4 separate regions of the Mus musculus genome follow, and all the other regions are linked to region 2. A link is a loop called in an ENCODE intact Hi-C map of the cell type or tissue named here. Cell type or tissue: heart. All regions are shown on one strand. Links, peaks and the distances in the headings refer to the core of each region. The heading gives the core; the rest is flanking DNA.

What was found. A loop is a pair of places that touch in the nucleus more often than their neighbours do. Peaks named below come from ENCODE experiments on the same cell type or tissue, not always from the same donor. Only the 100,000 strongest peaks of a DNase experiment are listed, where the experiment ranks them.
Region 1: a loop joins it to region 2, with 3 times the contacts of the local background. A loop is called at or near these places in 10 of 42 quality-filtered maps.
Region 3: a loop joins it to region 2, with 2.8 times the contacts of the local background. A loop is called at or near these places in 11 of 42 quality-filtered maps.
Region 4: a loop joins it to region 2, with 3 times the contacts of the local background. A loop is called at or near these places in 13 of 42 quality-filtered maps.

The regions. Positions count from the first base shown.
Region 1 is chr1:52,673,682-52,677,977 of GRCm38, forward strand. It overlaps Mfsd6 (major facilitator superfamily domain containing 6), which reads right to left. Exons shown (of 6, transcript NM_178081.4): 3 at 2,797-2,894. Among named protein-coding and RNA genes, the nearest start is that of Nemp2, 45 kb to the left of the region's middle. In heart, for the core only: no CTCF peak of the experiment used is centred there; DNase peaks (open chromatin) are centred at 2,680 and 3,200; H3K27ac peaks cover 727 bases.
Region 2 is chr1:52,725,077-52,729,372 of GRCm38, forward strand. Mfsd6 (major facilitator superfamily domain containing 6) reads right to left here and starts at 2,242. Exons shown (of 6, transcript NM_178081.4): 1 at 1,947-2,242. In heart, for the core only: a CTCF peak has its summit at 2,283; DNase peaks (open chromatin) are centred at 1,795 and 2,225; H3K4me3 peaks cover 1,708 bases; H3K27ac peaks cover 1,286 bases.
Region 3 is chr1:52,646,128-52,650,423 of GRCm38, forward strand. Nemp2 (nuclear envelope integral membrane protein 2) reads left to right here. Exons shown (of 9, transcript NM_001142647.1): 8 at 2,623-2,799; 9 at 3,579-4,296. The coding sequence ends at 3,717. Among named protein-coding and RNA genes, the nearest start is that of Nemp2, 18 kb to the left of the region's middle. In heart, for the core only: a CTCF peak has its summit at 2,175 (motif pointing right); a DNase peak (open chromatin) is centred at 2,184.
Region 4 is chr1:52,653,799-52,658,094 of GRCm38, forward strand. It overlaps a transcript of Mfsd6 not described here. Among named protein-coding and RNA genes, the nearest start is that of Nemp2, 25 kb to the left of the region's middle. In heart, for the core only: no CTCF peak of the experiment used is centred there; a DNase peak (open chromatin) is centred at 1,633.

The DNA of each region.
Region 1 (4,296 bases), core at 1,165-3,664, 51 kb before region 2:
GTATAGAAATTTAAGCCATACCTGGCCTCAGGAAGAATTCTTGTTCAATCCAGAACATGCCCGGGGCCCACATGACACACTCTGAAGGGAATACCATAAGGACCTGTGTCCCAGGTCAGCAGCTTGTGATGGCCACTCCATCCAGCCCTGAGCATAGCACAGTGTTTGTGTTCCTGAGTGGGGGTGGCTTTTGCCATCTACTCTTTGGTCCACAGTGCTGCTCCATAGCTGGTGTCTACTCCCGATAGGCCACATGTGGCCCTTCAGATGCCAGCTCAGATCAGACCTTGAAGAATTTTGCAATAAAATGTTCAGGCCTCTACTCTGCTTCACAAATCTAGTTAATCGCTCTAACGAGCTTCTCACTGCAAGTGCACACCCTGCCGTCCATCCATGCACTGTGTCTGTCTGGCTTCCAGAGCAAGACCTTAGCACCTGAGCCCATTTTAAAACCATGTCTCTGTTCACCTTATACATCTTTGCTAAATAACAGAAAAGGATTTCTAAATTGACAACAAAGATCATTTGTTTTCTTCTCTTCTAAAACTCTTGGACTGTTCCTTTCATCACGCCATGAATTGTCTTTTGTTGTTTGTTTGTGTTGGCTTTTATAGACAGGATCTCACACTGCATTCAAGCTAGCCTCAAGCTCACAACACTCGTCTTCCCTCAACCTCTCAAGTGCTGGGAGAACAGGTATGACAAACCCAGCATGCTCAAATTCACCAATGCTATTTTTATTGAGTCTTTTATGTAAACTGTCATTTTCTATCTAATCTATATTTAATTTAAGGAAAAAATAGTATATTAGTGAATACGCAATATACATTTTTATATTTTTATAGCAACATGAATTTTTAGTAGGCACACAGATCTCTTTATGGAATCTTAATTTCCTTATATATCAACAATTAAGATATTACAATTAAGCAAGACGAAAGAACAGACCCTTGAAGTGGGAAATGCCACAAATTCGGTTTTCCTTATGAGAACCCTTGCTCTTCATGCTTACTGCTTTATGATCCTTTTCTCTCTCTCTTTTTTGCAATACATTTCTTTGGTTTTTTTTTTATTAGATATTTTCTTTATTTACATTTCAAATGTTATCCCCTTTCCCGGTTTACCCTCAGAAAACCCCCTATTCCCTCCCCCTTCCCCTGCTCACCAACCCACTCACTACTGCTTCCTGGCCCTGGCATTCCCCTACACTGGGACATAGAGCCTTCATAGAACCAAGGGCCTCTCCTCCCATTGATGACAGACAAGGCTGTCCTCTACTACATATGTGGCTGGAGCCATAGGTCCCTCCATGTGTACTCTTTGGTTGGTGGTGTAGTCCCAGGGAGCTCTGGAGGTACTGGTTTGTTCATATTGTTGTTCCTCCAATGGGGCTGCAAACCCCTTCAGCTCCTTGGGTCCATTCTCTAGTTTTTCCATTGGGGACCCTGTGCTCAGTCCAATGGTTGGCTGAGAGCATCCACTTCTGTATTAGTCAGGTACTGGTAGAGCACCTCAGGAGACAGCTATATCAGGCTCCTGTTAACAAGCACTTGTTGGCATCCACAACAGAATCTGGGTTTGGAGACTGTATATGGGATGAATCCCCAGGTGGAGCAGTCTCTGGATGGCCTTGCCTTCAGTCTCTGCTCCACACTTTGTCTATGATTGTTAAGTGACAAGATGCTGAGATGTGTGCTTCACTGTAAAACCCTTTCAGACTTCTAAGTTACAGACAATAGCTTTCCTTTTAACAAACAATAACTTGCTATTATATAATCCAACTTTGTATATATACTTGTAAACTCATTTTCTCTTACCAATGACACATTATATCAGATCTGGGAAAAGCACCTTTAAAGAATGCCTATTTTTGAATTACATAATTACATGACTATAATGATACCTATTCTTTAGTTTAGCGTGGTTTTTTTTTTTCATTGTGAGCAGGGACTATAGTAAATGAGCATGTGTTTTACATAGTCTACTTAGATGAGTAACTGTGAATCTGAGTCATGACAGGACATTAGCCTGGCTAAAGTACACTCACGTCCTTCAAGTTAGGAAATGATACAGCAACACCTAAGAAAGCTAATGAAATTATGCAATCACAGTGATTTAGGAGCCCAGGTTGTCACAGGGCTTCTACTCCAGTATTCTTATCCTGACAATCAAAATCATAACACCAATCACTATTCAGGCTAGCAAAGTTTTAGAATCTAGATAGGGTCATGCACACTAACATGGCAAGAAGCTTTGAACACAGATCAATGCATTCAGTACTCTTGACCCACATGCTAAGAGTCTTTCAGATTTATATCTTGGTGGGAAGCAGTGCCCTGAAGCAACAGAAGGAAGTTGGAAGAGCTTGTCTGAGCAAAGACTTAGGTGGCTCATGGAAAAACAGTAACATGACCCTCAAGGTTTCATTATAAACCACCAGATGCAATAAAAACAACCTAAGAGAGAAAATATAACAGAAGAACCTTTAAAAGATACATCCGGTTTTTTTTTTTATTTTTATTTTTTTTAATTTTAAAACCATCTTTGGAGGGCTGTGCAGCCGAATTTCTTCCTCTTTCTTTGTTTAAACAAGGGTGTGGAAAACATCCAGCCTTGTTTGGCTCAGCACAAGACGGCATTCAGAGCAGCTGAAGAGCCAGCCTCTGCCATCAGAGCTGGAGGTGGACCCTCCCTTCCTTCCGGGGTAGACCCTAATGCAGAAGGTCAGGGCCCAGGGCCACTGTGGTCACTGCAGGAGCAGCAAAGAGGCTGGTCTCTTGCTAGCTGTCAGCTTACCTTGAAGAACTTCCATAGGGAGGACAGTCCAGGCATTTTCCAGGTAGGAAATGTAAATATAGCGAGCTGTATTACAGGCCAGGCCAATGTATAAAACCCTGGAAAAGAAAAATAAATAAATAAATGAGGGAGTATTGAGGGTCAAGTGTGAAACACAAATTGTGAGTATTACTTATTTCACTCTCCAAACCATTCACAATTAAACGGATATGTTCCAAACTTAGGAACAGGATACCTCATGGAAAAACTTAACCACCAGTGTTGGAAGGAGACTGTCCCTATCTTATCTGCCTGCTGCCTTATGCTTAATGTCCCCAAATGCTTAATGTCAAAGCCAGCATCACCCTTCCTAAAAACTTCATTAGTGGCAAAACTGATGCTTTTTCAGATAGTCTGGGCTCACGGCCAGCAATATAATGACATTGCTGGCCTCCTTCCAAGTGGCTGGAGCCTAGACATGGCTGGGTCCATAGTCACTTCACAATGATGGGCAGAGAGGTTAAAGTGGACGGGGGAAGTGTAAAAATGGAAACCTAAGCCTTGAATATATATATGCAGGTCACCAAAGAGTTTCATAAAATTCACATCTTTGAAAGCCAAGCAAGTATGACAAACGATAAACTGGAAATCAAATGTTTTCTCTGGAGTACACTGATTCATGTTTGTCATTTTTAAAATTACCTGTGATATCACATTCTTACAAAACAGATAAATGTACAGCAATCTCTCATATTACTACCGCCAAAAATATAAGTCAATCAAAATGAGCATAGAATAAGACTGTGCAGCACAGATAATTTTCTTAACCTTGAGGCTTTTATTTTCTTTCCTTGAGAGACAGAGGCACAGACAGATAGACAGACAGGCAGGTAGGCAGGCAGGCAGAACATGTGCACATGTTTCCAGGTACACATAGAAACCAGAAAAGAACATCATATCTCCTGGACATGGAGCCACAGGCTGTTGCAAGCTGTCTGCTATGAGTGCTGGGAACCAAGCTCAGGTCCTCTAGAAGCACAGAAAGTGGCCATAGCCACCGAGCCTCCTCCTAGCCTGCTTGCCATGCTCTCTAAGTGGATGAAAACCAGAGTGAAGGAAAACCCACAGGACAATCGGCACCTGCCCTCATCTTGTACAACTGTATTTTTACATTCCCTAAACACTGCCTCTAGCTGGAAGTGATCATAAGTATGCAAGAAAAGACAAAGTCAAAGTGGGAGGTGCAGGGGACAGGGACACACTACTAGAAGGAGCTTATGAGATCCTCAAGGAAGTTCTTTCCATAGAGAGAGGCCTGGGCCATCTAGTTCTACAGATAGTGTGTTCATACTTATGTGGCTTAGTGAATAAAAGCATATAGTTCAGTCTTGTTTGATAAAAATTACTTTTACTTGCTACTAATCTATCAGCCTCTCTCTGTTACCAAAAAAAATGACACAGAAAATTAAGATATAAACCCCTATACAGAAACAGGCCTTTCAGCTTCGTTTTTAAGTTGGA
Region 2 (4,296 bases), core at 928-3,427:
GAAAAGCTTCACTGTGGTGGAGAAGGGATAGGTCCCTATCTGGAGGAACCTTCTGGAAGCTTCCTGGGCTTGCTTTGGGGCCAGCGGGATAGGTCAATTCTAACTCCACCTCTTATTGAATATGTGGGTGGTCTAAGTTGCATAATTTCTCTGAGCTTCTTTTTCATGGTGCATAAAATTAGACATTGGTACAGGGATTTGGAAACTAGCTCCAGAATGGTGCCTTTAAAAACATAAGAATTCCAAAAGTGCCATATTACTATAAGATAATGCAGAAGTTTTATATATATATATACATATATATGTGTGTGTGTGTATTTTAACATATATATTATTTATATATAGACACACATGTACTATATATTATAATAGATATAAATATGTGCATATATGTATATGTGTGTATTATGTATATGTATGTATATATGTTGCATAGAATTGGTGATGACTCAATACCCAGACCACCAGACATGTACTGTTTTGTTTCTGTTTTAGTCTACCTTCTTGTTTTATATTTACCTTGATAGATAGCCTGGAAAACTGTAAAATATTTAATAGTTTTAATTCATTTTTTTAAAATTAGACCCCTTTTTCTTTCCAGATGTGTCTTGCATTGTAGTAACAATGTTTCAACCTTTTCCTAAGCAATTTTTTTTAATATTGTGAATTTTTACTCACAACCTGTGAAAAACGCCCAATCACCCTTACTCATCACCAATCAAATGAAAAAATCTTCCACATATGCTAATGACAAGTATTGGGTGTCAGAGCCAAGCTTCCCAATGCAAAGGATTTTATCCTCCTCCTTTTCTTCATAAGGGCATCAATAATGCATACACTTTTAGCTGGCTAGGGCCTGGTCTCAAGGAAGCAATGCTCTGTGCAGAACATGGACCTACCCAATGTTCTCTTTTACAGTGCTGCTGGTAGCACATAAACTGTATGCTGCCTACTTTCAACTACACCTAATATCACACACAATATCACACACAACTACACACAACATCGTGAACCTCCAGCAAGGTTAAAGGAGATTTGACTGGATTACTATCATCTTGTATCCATCTTTTTTCTCTGTGTGAGAAAACTGCAGCCTGGGATGATGTAACAACAACCAAAGGACACAAAACTACTTAGACACTGGTTGGGAGTTGAAACTTCAACTCCACAAGGTTATTTCTACGATGGATTGGCAGGTATTATATGTCCCAGTGGGTGTAGGCATGCTTATTAATTTTTTTTTTTTTTGATGAAAGGGAATGTTTGTGGTTTCGCAGGCGTGTGGGAGAATCAAAACGCACAGTGTGCCAGACTTAAGGGTGGTAATCCACGGGCAAGACCACGTGGGGAGGGGCAAAGGGAGGAGGAGGGGCTACATCTGAATCTTTCCTCTACCTGGTAGTCTCTGTGAAGCGAGGGACCCAAGCCTGAGTTGAAGCTCAGTGCTCAGCGCGCACGCACACCGTAGGACATTTCTCCTAAGGAGGTAGCAGCCCGGGAAGAGGTGTACCGCCCCCTGTATTTGTTTCCACGGGGGAGGCAGACAATGTCAGTTTCCTCCTGCTACACAGGGGGACACTGTCAAGGGCCATGAAGACAAGCTCGCCTCCCCCTCTCTCCCGGGGATGTTTACCTCCAAGGCGACGCCGGGACCGGACTCTGACAGGCTTGGGCCCGCGGGGCCCACCCGCGCCCCCCACCTTCTGCAGCAGCTGCGGGCGGGCGGCGGCCAAGGGCTCCCGGGCAGCGCCTTTGTTTTCCCGACTCCAATTACGTTTGCGGAAGTGCTGCGGGCGCGGGGGACGCCGCTGTCCTGCACCCCGAGATGACAGGCGGCACCCGGGAGGGCGGGATAGGCTCGGAGGCCCCGGGCCGGGGCGGCGCCCACCCCGCAGCAGGTGCACGGAGGAGGATCCGGGGCCCCGGGGCGGCGCCGACCCACTCACCTGGAGGCGCTCAGCTGCGCGAGGCGCGGGGAGCCCTGTCCCCGGGGTGCGGGGCGGCCGCTCGGGGCGCCGGGGCGGCGGCGGGCAGGCCAGAGCGCCGCATGTCGGTTGGGTGGCTAGCTCCTCTCCCGGGGGTGCGGCGGGCGCGACGGCTGGATGCAAGCCGGGTGGGGCGAGCGATGGCGCTGGCCCGGCGCAGTCCGGCGCAACCCCTCTGTCCGCTCCTCCTCGCCGCTTTGGTCCCAGGCCTGGCCTCGCTGCCGCCGCCTTCGCTCCCGACCGGCTGGACCCGTTTCAGGGCTGAGCTGGAGAACCGGGCGCCAGGTGCAGCGCTCCGCCTCCTGCGGCGGCGGATGCGTCCGCCGCCTCCTCTCGGCCTCCCGCCCTCTGGGGCCGCCCGGGGGACCCGGTATCCAGCCCCGGCTGCCGTGACATATTCTAAAGAGTGAAGAGGTGGGCGATGCCCCATCCCCGTTCCGCCACACCCCATTGCGCTCGGGCTGAGCGGTGTTTTACTCCCTAATCTCTGATGGGGTGTTGGAAAGAACTTGAAGCCCAAAGTAAATAACAACCTGGTCTAGGGGTGGTGACAGCCATCAGTTTTCCAGAACTTAATAGGTGCCACCCTCAAAGCTAACTCTGCTGATGAGATGCATGCTGTCTGGTTCTAGGCACAACCTTGGTAAACTGTCCTCGGGTGACCCCGCAGACAACAGCTAGGAGAAAGACAGTGCTCGCTCCAGGAGCTTCTGGAACCCAGACAGCATCTGAACATGGCACCTTAATGAAGAAGTGACCTGAGCACAGGTGTTACTCTAAGAATTAAGCTGTATCATTTGTTAAATTCAGATAGCAAGTAGATTGTATACAGGTTTGGTTTGACAAGGGTATGTGCGTGCCTGTGATGGGGAGCAGAGAATCCAGAGCCAGCAATAATGACAGCTAACATTTAGGAACATTCGTTTCTTACATGGGAAGCATTGTTTACATACCATTGAATCCTATAGATGTAAGCAATGTTAATCTATTGTTACAGCTACAAAACGAGACTGAAAGTTAACTAGGTTCAAAATTACAAACAAGTAGAAGAAAATCCAGGCTCTGCATCATAAGACATTACTAAAGAGCACTTTATAGGCCCTGACGCTTCAAATTGTGAAGCCCTTCTTTATGAAAAAGTATAAATATACAGTTGCTGGATGCTCAGCCCCCGTTTCCAGGGACAGTTTCTGCAGTCAATACGCCTTATTACAGACCACTTGAAATGTTGAGACGTGGAAGTTAAACAAAGACGGTATCTGCTAGCGTTTCAGAGGAAAATTATAAAGGTGATTTGTACAAAGGATGACATATCTGCTCTGGTGTGACCTGGAGACAGCTGGATCCCTCATTGTGTGGAAATGAAAAGCTCTTCAAGTTCCCAGTTGGGCTATCATGAAAGACAACATTCTCCTGATCTGTCCAGCCAGTACGGAAGTGAAAAAGAAAGCAAGCATTCTCCTGATCTGTCCATGCATTAAGGAAATGAGAGAGAGAGAGACAGAGAGAGAGAGAGAGAGAGAGAGAGAGAGAGAGAGAGAGAGAGAGAGAGAGAGAACAAAGTGCCTGAAGATCCTACTGTATCAAGTGTGAGAGGAGAGGTTTTGTAGGAAAAAGGACCTGGGAAGAGGGGCTAATGTTTGACCTACAGAAAGCAAACTGGCTTTGTAAGAGCAGGGATTCCCCACCCCCACCCCACAACCATAATGCTTTTAACTTATCAGTTTTTACAGTATCTCCTGGGTCTTATTTAAATTTCTTATAATTTTAAAAATAATATAAAAATCTCTTTAAAACATAAATATGCGTGAAGCAAACATGATCTGTCACTCAACACCATTGTCACATACACTTTTTTTACCCTTCTGTAGGGTCCAGTCTGTGTGATATGGGAAATTAGCCTCCAGATACATGGCCAGTTAGGCTGTCCCAGAGAACATTCCCCAGAAAGACTTGAAAAGATAGATGTTGAAATCACCTGGCAAGAAACCAGAGGGAAGGGCCAGGCTAACACTTACAGGATAGTTAAAGCAGGTGGAGTGTTTCATGAAAGACTCATAGTTGCCCAGTCTCAGCTGTACCATTCTTCCCAGCTGCCGCAAACCAGAGGTGAGGTTGCAGAAGAGGGACTGGTAACAGACAGTAGGTGGAAATCAGATATAGCATGTACGTGCTCTATGGTGCACAGAGGAGCAAGTCCCTGGTTAGTTATTGTTGAAGATCACATGTTGATGTGGTGAGTAGCTGTGGATTTTATCTACATTTCTCAGACAGAAAATGCAGCCTTCATACATGTCACCAGCGCTTGATA
Region 3 (4,296 bases), core at 731-3,230, 79 kb before region 2:
TTTTAAATTTAGCCTCGTGAAAATACAGAAAGAAAGATAAGGTCACCTCTGCTGACACAGTATTGTTACGTGTTTCCTTAGCCTGCATCTGTGTCAGGCACACAGATGGAGATGGTCCTGCTCTTGAGGATGTATATTGTAGAGATGTGGGCATGCAATTATATATCAACTGCCTTTAAAAAAAAAGTGTGTATATGTGTGTATGTGTTTGTGTGTGTCTGCCATATGTTTGTGGGTACTCAGAATGGCCAGAAGGTCCTGTGTTGCTGCAGTTACGTGCAGTCGTGAGCACCTGGTGTGGGTGCTGGGAACCATACTGCAGTCCTCTGGAGAGCACTTGTCATTCTTAGCCACTGAATCTTCTTTCTAGCCCTAACACTATGTATCCTTTAAGTATGAAAACAGCTTCCCCCGGAACTAAAGTGTTAATCCAGGAAGGACTTCCTGCAAGAGATATCATTGGGTTGAATCTTAAGTAATGACCCAGGGTGGCCCTTGAACAGATGTGGAATGCATTCCTGACAGAGAAAAGGCCCCCTATAAAGCCATCACCAGGCAACAGTGCTGTCAGTACACTGAGTGAGGTGTGCCCTGGCCATACTGGATGGGCTCACTGAGGAGTCCAGCCTGGTTCTGTGTGTGGGGCTTGGTGTGGGGCTCAGCTGTGCGCATTTCCATTCGTTCACTGCCTCCTGTCTAGACAGAAGGTATAAGTCCAAAAGTTTGGGCCCAGGCAGGAGCAAGGCAGTGGGTGGCCAACAGGACTATGGGAAACTCTGCACTGCACCCCCATCACAAAGGCAGCATTTAAAACAAGCAGGAGTTGATTGTTGCTAAAATGTGGATTCTGCTTTCAGATCTGATATTCAAAGGAAACTGTAAATGTAGACTAGTACTTAGATGTAATTCTTTCACTGAAAATGCTGGCAGTTAATCTAATGAAAAGTAGAAACTTCACCCAGGAAAAACTAAACTAGAGATGAGTAATTGTTGGCTGGTGGGGTAGACCCATCTGCTTTCTGGCATAGGGTCAACAGGGAAGTCCTGTAGTAGAAGGTATTCTTAGACATTGCTGTGGTCCAGGCAGACACAGAGAGAGACTTGGAGTAGGAAAGTGAGGTTAAGGCTGGTAAAGGGAGTTAATAGATGCTTGATCATTGGCTGTGAGGAAGCAGACTCCATAGTGTCAGGTAGTTTCTGGATCTAGTGGCCCTGTGTGTGATAGCATCACTTGGGTAAAACATTAGAAACAGTACAAGGTAGTCATAGGATAAAAGGCAGCAGTGTAAGTGGGATGCCTTGAGACCAAAGGGCTTTTCTCCTGGCCCCATCTGAGAAGAGGCCCCTCCACTAGGAGGTGGCCGGCCACTGCACAGCCTGCCGGGCTTGTGGCCCAAGGAACACAGAGTTCCTATCTCCTTCCCTTAGCTACTGTCTTGCCAATAGCAAGTGTGTTCTCATTTGCATGATGGCTCCATTATGTGTCTGAGGGGCATTCTATAGCAATACATATGTACTGCTATGCTGTCTACTTTACCCATTGGTAGAGAATAATTATCTGAGACAGTAGGGACTAAAGTAGAAAGAAGTCTACAGGTTAAATAATAAACCAGGCAAAAAATGTGTTTACTTTTTATCACACTTTCTAGTTTGCAAAGTGCTCTTTGTGTTTATGTTAATATATAATAGCTGTTTTTTTTGATGATGACTGAGCAGTTTGTGTAAATATCCCACCTCATCTCTTCAGTGGCTGATGAGGCAAGCATTCTGCTGTCCTTACCATGTGACACAGTGAAGTGGAACCAGGAAGAGATTGGCCAAGTTCAGACAGTGAGGTCACCTTCAAATTGGGTTGTGCTCCAGTGTTCTGGGTCAGAGCCTGGGTTTTTCCTATAGGAAACCTGGCTAGTTGTTCAGAAGAGGAGAAAAAAAAAAAAAAACAACGTCACTTGGTTTTCAAACCAGTTCGTTCGTTCAGGTGCCATATGTCTCTGTTATCATCTTGAGTTCCTAACGTGCAGATTGCTATAGTTTTATGATATTTATCCCTTTCCTGACTGGAAGACAACATCCAGCCTCTGGGTTCTTGGTGTGTATGTAGCCAAAGAAGAACTAATTCAAGTTCCTTTCCTTGATGGATCTTGTGCAGCATCTCCTTTCTGTGTCGGGTTAATCAGAGGCACCACCACTAGGTGGGGGTGATACCCCACAATTCCAGCTTCTTCGTAGTGTAGTAAGTGGTGTTCCTCCCTGTTGGTCTTAATGAAAGGACACATTGAAAGCTTGCCAAAAAAAGAAAAAAAAAAAAAAAAAACAGCAGACAAAGTAGGAAGCCAGACATTTTGTCTAATTGTTTGATTAGAAATCAATGAAAAAAGTTTAATCAACATCTCAACCAGAAATTGATTCTCCAAGGCCTTAGGCCATTGCTATGGCAGGGAGAGAAGAGGCAAGCACAGTAGACTCATTCCTTACCCCTCTGTCATGGCAGGGCTGTGCAAAGTGCAGTCTGCCATACAAGGAGCTCCCAGGTATGACTGTTGGCGTGTAAAATGCATATTTTTGAGTATTACAAGGATTGATTTGGGCAGGAATCTGTCAACCACGTGTCATGTGTTTTAGGAAAATGAGGCCGTGGTTCACAGCAGAACCTCAGGTGGCGAGGTATCTCACTGATGACGAGTACAGGGAGCAAGCTGAAGCTGCAACAGCCAGGGCTCTCGAGGAACTGCGCCAAGCCTGCTGCAGGCCTGACTTCCCTTCCTGGCTGGCTGTCTCCAGACTCCAGGCTCCTAAAAAGTAAGTCCTGCCCTGGCCACAGCACACATTTGAAGTGATTTGAAAATCACGTAGTATCTGCAGCATACGTTTCTGCTTAGAAGCAACCATTCCTCTTGGTTACACCTTACACCAGAATTGTGGGAGTTCTACTTCCTGGGTGCTCTGGCCTGCCGGGAGAGCTGCTGAGGTCTTAGATGCCATGCAGATCTGAGCGAGGCATTGACAGTGAAATCTGAACAATGCACTACACTCAGAAGGAACAGAGGAAGTTGAAGGAATGACTTGGTACACCTGCTTGTGGATGAATAATCCTGCCCACATGAAATCACATATGCTGTCCTCTGTTTAGGTTTACATGCTATCCTCAGCTGACACAAATTCAAATTTAATTAAAGGGGATAAGTGGGGAGGCACACATCATCTTTCGGATAAACCTCCATGACAAAATTAACTATTTTTTTAATTAGGTATTTTCCTCATTTACATTTCAAATGCTATCCCAAAAGTCCCCCAGACCCTCCCCCGCCACCAACTCCCACTTCTTGGCCCTGGCGTTTCCCCGTACTGAGGCATATAAAGTTTGCAAGACCAAGGGGCCTTTCTTCCCAATGATGGCCTATTAGGCCATCTTCTGATACATATGCAGCTAGAGACACGAGCTCTGGGGGTACTGGTTAGTTCATATTGTTGTTCCACCTATAGGGTTGCAGACCCCTTTAGCTCCTTGGGTACTTTCCATTGGGGGCCCTGTGTTCCATCCAATCAAAAATTAACTATTTAAAACAAAATTTTCTAAGGTTTGCAGAGTTTGTTCTTGGAGCCAGCCACCTGTCACCAGAGGAAGTCAGCACACATGAAAAGCAGTATGGCCTTGGGGGTGCCTTCCTGGAGGAACAGCTCTTTAGCCTGCAGACTGACAGTCTACCTGCAAGTTGACTTCATTCTGAACAGGAATGCAAATAAAAGGCAAAGATCCTACTCCAGCTGGGTGGGACCCATGCACCTCAGAGAAAAATAAGCCATGCAAATAAGGAAAAACTCGTTTTCATTTGTGCAAGAGAGCTTTACTGTGGTGGTGTGAAGGCTGAAAGTGTCATTGCCACATGCCCTGAATGAAGACCTTCATGGAAACAGTGCAAACCTGTTCTTTAGGACCAGTAAACAGAACCTGAGACCTTCCCTTCACCAGGCACTAACTCCCTTCTGGATGCCCAGGAGCTGGCTCAAAAGGCTGCATTATTGCCCTCCGTCCTTCCCCTCCCCCATACCAGTTCACCAGTATCAGTGCTTTCTAAGGTGCTATTCACGTGATAGTACGAAGTGCTGCTGAAAGAATTCTGATGCTGGCTGTGGTTAACTCAGAGTCATATATTCTGCAAGCTCCTCGGTCTTTCATGTTACAAAGTCATTGTGGGTCTCCTAAAAAGCAGACATGCACAGGGCTTCTAAGTTACTAACCACAAACCATTTTTCATGAGACTAACAATCTTTAGAACTCATGTTTGGAAATGCTAT
Region 4 (4,296 bases), core at 592-3,091, 72 kb before region 2:
TTCTAATATCCAATAAAATCAACTTTCAACCAAAAGTTATCAAAAAAGATAAGGAAGGACACTTTATACTGGTCAAATGAAAAATCAACCAAGAAGAACTCTCAATTCTGAATATCTATGGTCCAAATGCAAGGGCACCCACATTCATAAAAGAAACTTTACTAAAGCTCAAAGCACACATTGTACCCCATACAATAATAGTGGGAGACTTCAACACCCCACTTTCAGGAATAGACAGATCAGGGAAACAGAAACTAAACAGAGACACTAACAGAACTTATTAACCAAACGGATCTAACAATATCTATAGAACATTTCATCCTAAAGCAAAAGAATATACCTTCTTCTCAGCACCTCATGGTACCTTCTCCAAAACTGACCATATAATCAGTCACAAAACAGGCCTCAACAGATACAAGAAGATTGAAATTATTCCATGCACACTATCAGATCACCACAGACTAAGGCTGGTCTTAAATATCAATAAAAACAACAGAAAGCACACATACACGTGGAAGCTGAACAATGCTCTACACAATGATAACTCAGTCAAGGAAGAAAAAAAGAAAAAAAATGAAACGCTTTTTAGAATTTAATGAAAATGAAGACACATCATACCAAAATTTATGGGACACAAGGAAAGCAGTTGTAAGAGGAAAACTCATAGCTCTAAGTTCTCCCAAAAGAAATTGGAGAGAGCTTACAGGAGCTTGACAGCACACCTGAAAGCTCTAGAACAAAAAGAAGCAAATACACCCTAGAGGAGTAGATGGCAGGAAATAATCAAACTCAGGGCTGAAATCAACCAAGTAGAAACAAAACCAACTCTACAGAGAATCAAAATCAGAAGCTGTTTTTTTGAGAAAAATCAACAAGGTAGATAAACCCTTAGCCAGACTAACCAGAGGGCACAAAGACAGTATCTAAATTAATAAAATCAGAAATGAAATACAACAAAATATATCTTAAAATGATTCTGTTTGTTGAATATTAACAGTTGAAAATACTAAAATCATGTTCTACAAACAATAAAGCCAACCAACCAAACAAAAAAAGATAGAAATCCTCAGAGACACAGTAGGTACATATCCACTGTAAGAGTCACAAGCAGCCCATAGCACTCATACTGGGACAACAAAAGTAGCCTACAATCTTGTCAGGACGTTTTATTGGTAAGGCTATTGCTTGGGATGCTGATTTAAGGTTTTAGAGAATGTCTAGAAATCAAGAATAGAAACAAACACACATAGGTTTCAGGCACACAGAACTCATGGCTTGGCTATTTATGTCTTGTACCACCGTGGACGCTTTCCCTCCCACTAGGATGGGAAGGTGGTAGGCAGGGCTCTGGTGTTAGCAAGAGTTGAGTCTGTGTCCTGGCTCTGACCATGATCCCATAACTTAGGCCCTATTCGCTTAAGAATCCTCATATTTTCAATGGGGAAGGTTATGTATACCAGGTAGGGCTTTTGAAAAACAAATGACCTAACCATGGATGAACTTCCCCTTTTGCAGCTGCTCTACTTAACTGATATGCCGAGAGGCATATTGCTTAGGAGTCCCATGAGCAAGCTGCAAATCCCCGGGAGTGCTAGCCACCTGCCTGCTTTCTGCCACTGCAACTTCCTGCCACTGCAACTTCCTGCCACTGCAACTTCCTGCCACTGCAACTTCCTGCCACTGCAAGCTCACTAGGACGATAAAGTAGCACTGTCCTATGACTCTGGCTCTTGAGCTGTGCTGGCCTTTGGCATGTACTATTACTCTGCTTTAAGAATAGTCTAGTTACAGAGACAAAATTTGGAGCTGTGACAAAAAAGATGGACCATCTAGTGATTGCCATATGCAGGGATCCATCCCATAATCAGCTTCCAAACGCTGACACCATTGCACACACTAGCAAAATTTTGCTAAAAGGACCCAGATATAGCTCTCTCTTGTGAGACTATGCCGGGGCCTAGCAAATACAGAAGTGGATGATCACAGTCAGCTAATGGATGGATCACAGGGCTCCCAATGGAGGAGCTAGAGAAAGTACCCAAGGAGCTAAAGGGAACTGCAACCCTATAGGTGGAACAACAATATGAACTAACCAGTACCCTGGAGCTCTTGTCTTTAGCTGCATATGTATCAAAAGATGGCCTAGTCAGCCATCACTGCAAAGAGAGGCCCATTGGACTTGCAAACTTTATATGCCCCAGTACAGGGGAACGCCAGGGCCAAAAAGGGGGAGTGGGTGGGTAAGGGGTTGGGGGGGTGGGTATGGGGGACCTTTGGGATAGCATTGAAAATGTAAACAAGGAAAATACCTAATTAAAAAAAAAGAATAGTCTAGTTAATAGCATCGAGCCAAGTTGGGTTCACACAGAACTCTAGGGTAGCATAACTTCCTGCAGGCAGAGAGGAGCAGGACAAATCACTATGGTAGTGATTCCTAGCCTCAGCTTTGACATCCCTGAGTATTTCTAAGGATCTCAAGAGAGGTTATAAAATTCTCAAATCAAGTTTAATTGGAATTCACTTTAATATTTTTCAAGTGACATATGGCACTGTAAGAACAGGAAGAAAAAGTCACAAAGTCCACAAACTCGTGAAGGTGTCAGCTCAAAAGGCTAGAAATTACTGCACTGTTGGATCGACGCTCACAGTAAACATTTTGTAACGAAGGCATATTGAATTTGGTGTCATTCATTACAGAGCAGAGGATGTTCTCTTGTTTGGTCACGTGTTTTTCATTTACGAAATATTTAAAAATGGTATTTACCTTTTATTTCAATACACCCACTGTGCATTTCCCAAACCAGCAGCTTTTCAAAGAAATCAACCAGAATTGTAAACACAAGATACAACGCTCTGATTCCCTACAGTCACTTTCACAATCCACATACTGTACATTCATAGGTGGGGCTCAGCCTGTCTCCCACTTCATTTCTGTAATTGCACGAGCATAATAAATACATCTGATTTTAAAGGTCACTTAAAATGAGCCTTGGGGGTTGACAGTGCAGTACCATTCAAGTGCAAAAGTAACCATCAGCTTAATTGTTCCCATCATTCCAAGCTGTGTTTTGTAGTGAAGCTAGGCATCCAGGTGTAGAATGTTTCCTCCCGAGGCAGGGGCAGGCAGAACGGTCACACAGAGGCCTTCACTGTACAGCTGATCCTGTCTCCTATGTTAGAGGCTAGGGTGAGCTTCCATTTCGAACCATTCTGGTGTCCATCCACAATATGACTGACCCCCATTCAACCACAGCAGCATCCCCCTTCCATATAGGCAGGCATCCCTTGGCTTCTTACAGCCTCTGCTTTCCTTCTAGGAGCAAGCTCTACATGCAGTCACCCAAGACACCCTCTATCTGGGGTGGTACCTGGTGTAGTTTGTAGCTCAAACCCAAAAGTTTTCAGTGTATGACTATGGTTTGGGGGAGAAGAATATTCTAAGATTCTTGTCTTAAGTCTTTAGAAAGTCATTCTTATTCCCAGAATTCCCATTCCTGGTTCCCTACTTACTCCTTCACAAACAAAACAGACCTACTATGTAAGTTTTAAACATCATGTCCCTCCCCCAGGCACTTAAATCTTATCCTGCTGTTTGTAAATAGTACTCTTTAGCTTAACACTTAGGAATCTGGTGAGTTGTCTTTTTTTTTTTTAATTCCATTAGCTAATTAGAACCCAAGTCTAATTAAAATCCAGCATCAGAGGCTGCTATAGAAGGGTCTGCTTAGGAAGGCCTTGTCTGTCATGTCTTAGGATACTGAGTTGCTTGGAGTCTTTGAAATAGCCTCTCACTTCTGCTCATTCTCACAGCCCATTGCATCAAAGACATTTTAAAGCTCAACTCAGTATGCAGTAGTCAGCAACAGCTTTGCGTCCCAAAGAACTATGCTCACTATATACTATATGCATATAAAAATAGATTTGCTAGAGATGTACAAAGTTCAGTGAACTTTTCTAAACAACAAAAAAAGCATATGTTCTACTAAGTTCCATCTGGTTCCCTTTTCAATATGTCTTATATTTTTTAAAGTTCTTTTCTTCAAGACGAATAAAACTATAGATATACTTTTTTCCCTCTCACTTTTCACTAAGAACCCAATATTCAGAATAAATAATCAGAAGAGGGAGATGAAGTCCTTGTTCACTTTGTGGCCCTTTCATTCACCCAACTTGGTGTGAGTTCTGCTTCTCACCCTTTCATCTTGGTGGAGAAGTTAGGTCAGACCTAACTAACCAAGAGACGTTGTTCTGTGTCTCTACTGGACTGTGGCAGTCTCTGTTTTCCTGCCAACATTT